Regions from separate parts of the Homo sapiens genome. Here region 2 is linked to region 1. The links are chromatin loops, found by intact Hi-C in ENCODE. Cell type or tissue: testis. All regions are shown on one strand. Each heading gives the region's core, and the rest is flanking DNA. Links, peaks and the distances in the headings are about the cores only.

What was found. Peaks named below come from ENCODE experiments on the same cell type or tissue, not always from the same donor. Only the 100,000 strongest peaks of a DNase experiment are listed, where the experiment ranks them.
Region 2: it touches region 1 in a loop (2.6-fold over the local background); 1 of 110 quality-filtered maps calls a loop at or near these places.

Annotation. Positions count from the first base shown.
Region 1 is chr9:97,637,113-97,640,026 of GRCh38, reverse strand. All of the region lies in intron 1 of NCBP1 (nuclear cap binding protein subunit 1), which reads right to left. Among named protein-coding and RNA genes, the nearest start is that of NCBP1, 4.7 kb to the right of the region's middle. In testis, for the core only: a CTCF peak has its summit at 1,167; no DNase peak of the experiment used is centred there.
Region 2 is chr9:97,573,282-97,576,195 of GRCh38, reverse strand. All of the region lies in intron 8 of TMOD1 (tropomodulin 1), which reads right to left. Among named protein-coding and RNA genes, the nearest start is that of TMOD1-AS1, 58 kb to the right of the region's middle. In testis, for the core only: no CTCF peak of the experiment used is centred there; DNase peaks (open chromatin) are centred at 1,175 and 1,475; H3K4me3 peaks cover 1,942 bases.

The DNA of each region.
Region 1 (2,914 bases), core at 167-2,666:
AATTCCTGCTTTAACTAGCTTTTATTAACTGAATTACTGATAACTGCTTTATTTAAAAACCATATCATTCGAATAATCTCTATGTTTTTTAAATCTACCATTCTAAAATCATTACCAAGCATCTGTCTTTTTGATTGCTCAACAATTCAAGTTGAATGAAGGTGTGCTAAAAATTAACCTCAAACACCTGTCTATTAAGACCCTTGCTGTTTGTATCTCTTACCACTTTGTTTAAAGCCTTAACACACTCACCTAAGTCCTTTTGTGGTATAACATAAAGCTTAAAAAATTAAAATAATAGTGTTAAGTATGGAACCTGATGCTGCTGCTAAACACTTTGGCTAGTCTAATACAATCCAATTTTCGACTTCCATTGATTCAATTATTTGGTCGGCATATGGACAAGAAAGCAAGAGCCTGTAACTGTGCAGGGAATCGGTATTAATAATGAAAATCTGCAGTTGGATATATGGTTACACAGTAGCAAGTTACATATAACTTCAATCTTCAGATCTGAACAGCCAAAGGAATTATTGTTACAAAGTTCATAATCACTTACTTGCCTATGGAACACTTGGCTTGAAAATGATGTATGGTGATTCTCATAAAACACAGCACCTGGCTATTCTAAGCTTGGAATGTTAAATCTATTGAATGACTGAAATGATCTTCAGATACCACATGAACTGAAGCTGAATAAAACGAATCTATTACTATCCACATAGGATCTGAGGGGGGGTATTATAAAGGTTACAGGGTAAGACACTCTGTACGTCAACTTCCCAACCCATTAATTACCATGATAACCTGACTGAATGTCCACTGACTATAATTTTGAAAGGATAATGCCACAAAAAGTATAATACGCATGCAGCATGAGAGCTGAGATGTATTTATTCCTGGAGATATCTGCCTGTGTAAAGTTGTAGACATGTGTGGCACAGAGGTTCAGGGACCTTGATTCTTAAGTATAGATCAAACCTAAGTCACAGGACCTATCAAGGTTCCACCACCCAAAGTGCCAAATTTCACACAAAGGTCTTTCATTTCCAGGATTCACTTATTGAAAAAAAGCATAATTGATGTAATATTTACGCAAGCTGCCAGCTAGGACATTCAAATAGCCTTCTTCTACAGCAGTAGTTCTCAACAGGGTGTAGATTTTGCCCCCAGTGGTCATCTGGCAAACCTTGGAGACATTTTTAGTAGTCAAAACTAGGGGAAGCAACTGGCATCTAGTGGGTAGGGGCCAGGCATGCTGCTAAATATCTCACGTTGCATAGGGCATCTCCCAAAACAAATAACTGGCCAAGAATGTCAATAGTGCTGATGTTAAGAAACCGTATTCTAGAAAGCAGAGCTCCTCAGAACCAAATTTCAGTGAGGTTGGGAGAATGCAGATGCTGAAAAACTAGCTGAATGAGAGCAGTTATTTTTTGTTGCTGTTTTTTAAACCTTAAGCACACTGTTCCCTTCTTTCTGGCTCATCTATTTTGCCAACCCTTTATTCCACCTCTACAGTCTTCCTAACTTAACTTTCCAGCTGGCTTGTTCCAGTTTGGAATCATACCACAGCCTTTAAAGCAACCCTCCTAGGCCCTCTTATAAGCTTGAAAAGGGGAAAATAGTGCTGTGGGAAGAGAAGGTATGATTTCTGAGAAACAACTAGAAAATACATGTACATAGTCACATCTCTGAACTGCAAACCCTTTGTTCATTTTGGCTATATTAAAGGACAATATTTGTCTGGAGAATGGGAGGAGGCAGAAAGTATTAAGAGGTAAGAAATGTTCCACTTTCACCTGATAGTTGAGAGACTATAAAGGGGTGAAGACTACAGACAAAATCTGAACTTACGAACAGAAACATGATATTGAACTCATAAGACAACCTGGGTAAGGGAACAGGGAAATGAAATAAAACAATACGAATACAATTTGGGGAATTCGCTCAATGTACCCTGAAGAAAACGTATCTATGGTAGTTCCCAAGGCAAGAACAGATTTTTTATTAAAATTTAACTATGTAAAAGTTTTAAAATGTAAATTAAAGATAACATTACCACTTCACTCAGACAGACTTGGCTAGTATAGAGAAGCAGGTATAAAATCCATCTGAAAGGATCTTAATAAACCAAATAAATTTCCCCTCTATAAGTCAATCCTAATTTTATACGGGTACACTGTACATCTTATAGCCTTACAAGAAATTTTAGACCCACAAAATGGAAAACAAAAACCAACCCTGTAAAATAGAAAAGTAAAGTAACTAAAACCAACAACTTCAACATTACGTTTTTAAACCTTAAGCACACTGTTCCCTTCTTTTTGGCTCATCTATTTTGATATTGAACAACTTGAAAGATAACATGCCTTGAGCCCGCAGACTTAAAACAGGCAACCATCACTTCTGAAATAAACTATACTCTCTCAAAATAACAAATCCTTTCACTTCTATTTTTTTCTTTAGTTAAGTAAAAAAATCAGCCACAGTCCAAAAGACAAGGACCTAATTCTAAGAAGCTTAAATGGGGCTAATACAGCAAATCTGAAATTTTTGTAAATTGCCCAAATTCCCAAAATTGTATTCGTATTGTTTCTAGCTAAGATTTTGAACAATCTAAATACTTTCTTAAAAGAACAAACAATGGACTGCATATCCCATAGTAACTAAAAAGCTTCAGAGACATTTTTAAAGCAAGTCTAAGCAATTAGTTAAGATTTAGCACTGGACTAGTATCCATACACATTACTTTCCATTTAGCATTTCCTTTTCCTTGTTTATAAATGGACTACTACATGAACTTCATTGGTATAGCCTCCTAATCCTACCCCCCTTAATCTTTGATAGTCGAGTCTCAACACAGAAGTATAATTTTATAATCTCCCTATAAGATGCAACCCTCTGCTATCTC
Region 2 (2,914 bases), core at 218-2,717, 64 kb after region 1:
TGCTGGGATTACAGGCATGAGCTGTCATGCCTAGCCCACCTTTTTCATTTAATATTTTGCAGAGCTCTTTCAGAGTCAGTATGTAGAGAATGACCTTATTCCTTCTATTGGCTTCACGGGACGCCCTGGTGTAGATGGATATTTAGGTTACTTCTGTTTTTTCGTGTTACGAACAACGTGGCAGTGGCAGGGGAGGGAGGGGGTATTCCTCAGGCTTCCTACGGAAATCAAAACTGCTAGGTTGAAAGATAGGCGCTTTCAAATTAAAATTGAGACTGCTCTGACAAAAGGATGTAAAAGTCGGCATGCCCTTCAGCAGTGTGTGACAGCTGTGTGTCCTCACACCTTTACCATGTCAGAGCATTACCCATCAGATGAGAAAGAGATCAGATTTGCTCTTGAACAAAATTACCAACCAACACCTTAGGTGTTACAAGGTGTATCCTGGAGCCGGTGGCTCTGAGGCTCCCTTTCTGGCCAGACGCAACAGGAACATCAAGAATCTCACTTTGGACATTTGACGGAGCCAATTCTGGCCATTCCCAGATGATATGGACAACTGGGAATACTTCAAAACACAACAGAAAGGAGGCCTGGGAATTAGGTTATCCAACTCCAGAGTCCCAGACCCTAACTGACATTAAAATTCCCTCCATCTCCCAGCTGTTTACACACCCCCAGGATGGGAACTCCTCCCCCTTTGAGATACCTGCTCCATCCTGAGGTAGCTTTGCTAGTTATGTGTCCGGAATTGGTGGGTTCTTGGTCTCACTGACTGCAAGAATGAAGCCGCGGACCCTCGAGGTGAGTGTTATAGTTCTTAAAGGCGGTGTGTCCGGAGTTTGTTCCTTCTGATGTTCGGATGTGTTAGGAGTTTCTTCCTTCCGGTGGGTTTGTGGTCTCCTGGATCAGGAGTGAAGCTGCAGGCCTTCGCGGTGAGTGTTACAGCTCTTAAGGCGGAGCCTCTGGAGTTGTTTGTTCCTCCCAGTGGGTTCGTGGTCTCGATGGCTTCAGGAGTGAAGCTGCAGACCTTCGCGGTGAGTGTTACAACTCATAAAGGCAGTGTGGACCCAAAGAGTGAGCAGTGGCAAGATTTATGGCAAACAGAGAAAGAACAAAGTTTCCACAGTGCGGAAGTGGACCCGAGCGGGTTGCCACTGCGTTATCCGGCAGCCTGCTTTTATTCTCTTATCTGGCCCCACCCATATCCTGCTGATTGGTCCATTTTACAGAGAGCCGACTGGTCCATTTTATAGAGAGCTGGTTGGTCTGTTTTGACAGGGTGCTGACTGGTGCGTTTACAATCCCTGAGCTAGACACAAAAGTTCTCCACCTCCCCACTAGATTAGCTAGATACAGAGTGTGGACACAAAAGTTCTCCATGTCCCCACCAGAGTAGCTAGATACAGGTGTCAATTGGTGCATTTGCAAACCCTGAGCTAGACACAGGGTGCTGATTGGTGTGTTTACAAACCTTGAGCTAGATACAGAGTGCTGATTGGTGGATTTGCCATCCCTTAGCCAGACATAAAGATTCTCCAAGTCCCCACCAGACTCAGGAGCCCAGCTGGCTTCACCCAGTGGATCCTGCACCGGGGCCGCAGGTGGAGCTGCCTGCCAGTCCCGCGCCCTGCGCCCGCACTCCTCAGCCCTTGGGTGGTTGATGGGACTGGGCGCCGTGGAGCAGGGGGCGGCGCTTGTCGGGGAGGTTCGGGCCGCTCAGGAGACCACGGCGTGGGGGAAGCTCAGGCATGGCGGGCTGCAGGTCCCGAGCCCTGCCCCGTGGGGAGGCAGCTAAGGCCCGGCGAGAAGTCGAGCACAGCAGCTGCTGGCCCAGGTGCTAAGCCCCTCACTGCCCGGAGCCGGCGGGGTCGGCCGGCCGCTCCGAGTGCGGGGCCCGCCGAGAGCACGCCCACCCGGAACACGCGCTGGCCCGCAAGCGCCGCGCACAGCCCTGGTTCCCGCCGGCGCCTCTCCCTCCACACCTCCCCGCAAGCTGAGGGAGCCGGCTCTGGCCTTGCCCAGCCCAGAAAGGGGCTCCCACAGTGCAGCGGCGGGCTGAAGGGCTCCACAAGCGCGGCCAGAGTGGGCGCCAAGGCTGAGGAGGCGCCGAGAGCGAGGGAGGGCTGTGAGGGCTGCCAGCATGCTGTCACCTCTCAGTTACAGAGGTCTTTCTGGTCAACTCCTGTGACACAAAATAATATAGATAATTCTTACTGTGATGACTTAATATCTGCAAAATTCTTTGATCCTCCCCCCTCCAAAAAGTGGTGTCTGATTTCTCTCCCCTTGAGTGTGGGTTGTGCTTTGTGACTCACTTTTAATAAACAGAATATGGTGGAAATGACTTTGTGTAACTTCCGAGGCTGGGTCATAAAAGGCATCTGAGGCTTTCTTTTTTCTCTGACTTGGCTCACTCACTCTGGGAGAAGTTAGCTGCCATATTGTGAGGACACTCCAACAGCCCTAGGCCGGGTGCACACGGTAAGGTGCTGAGGTCTCCTGCCCACGCTGTGAGGGAGCCATGGTGGAAGCAGTTTCTCCACCTCAGATCATGCACTCTGGGCGAAGTCAGCCAGCCACACTGCTCCTGGATTCCTGGCCCTCAGAAATGGTGAGTTAATACATGTTTATTGTTTTATGCCAGGATTCTGAGGCTGTTTAAGTTGCTATATTTGGGGATAATTTGTTACACAGCTACAAAAAACTGATACAATCGCAACGTTGAGTAAAAAAAGCCAGACACAAATCATCCAATCTGGGAAAACAAGACAGCACAATCCATCTACTTTAACTTCTCTTCAAAATATTAAGCACATCCTCATTGTCAAATATTGGAATAAAAAGTGGGGAATCTGGCCACTACCCCAGACATTATACATATTCTCATTTGTGGGACTCACCCCAGGCCTTG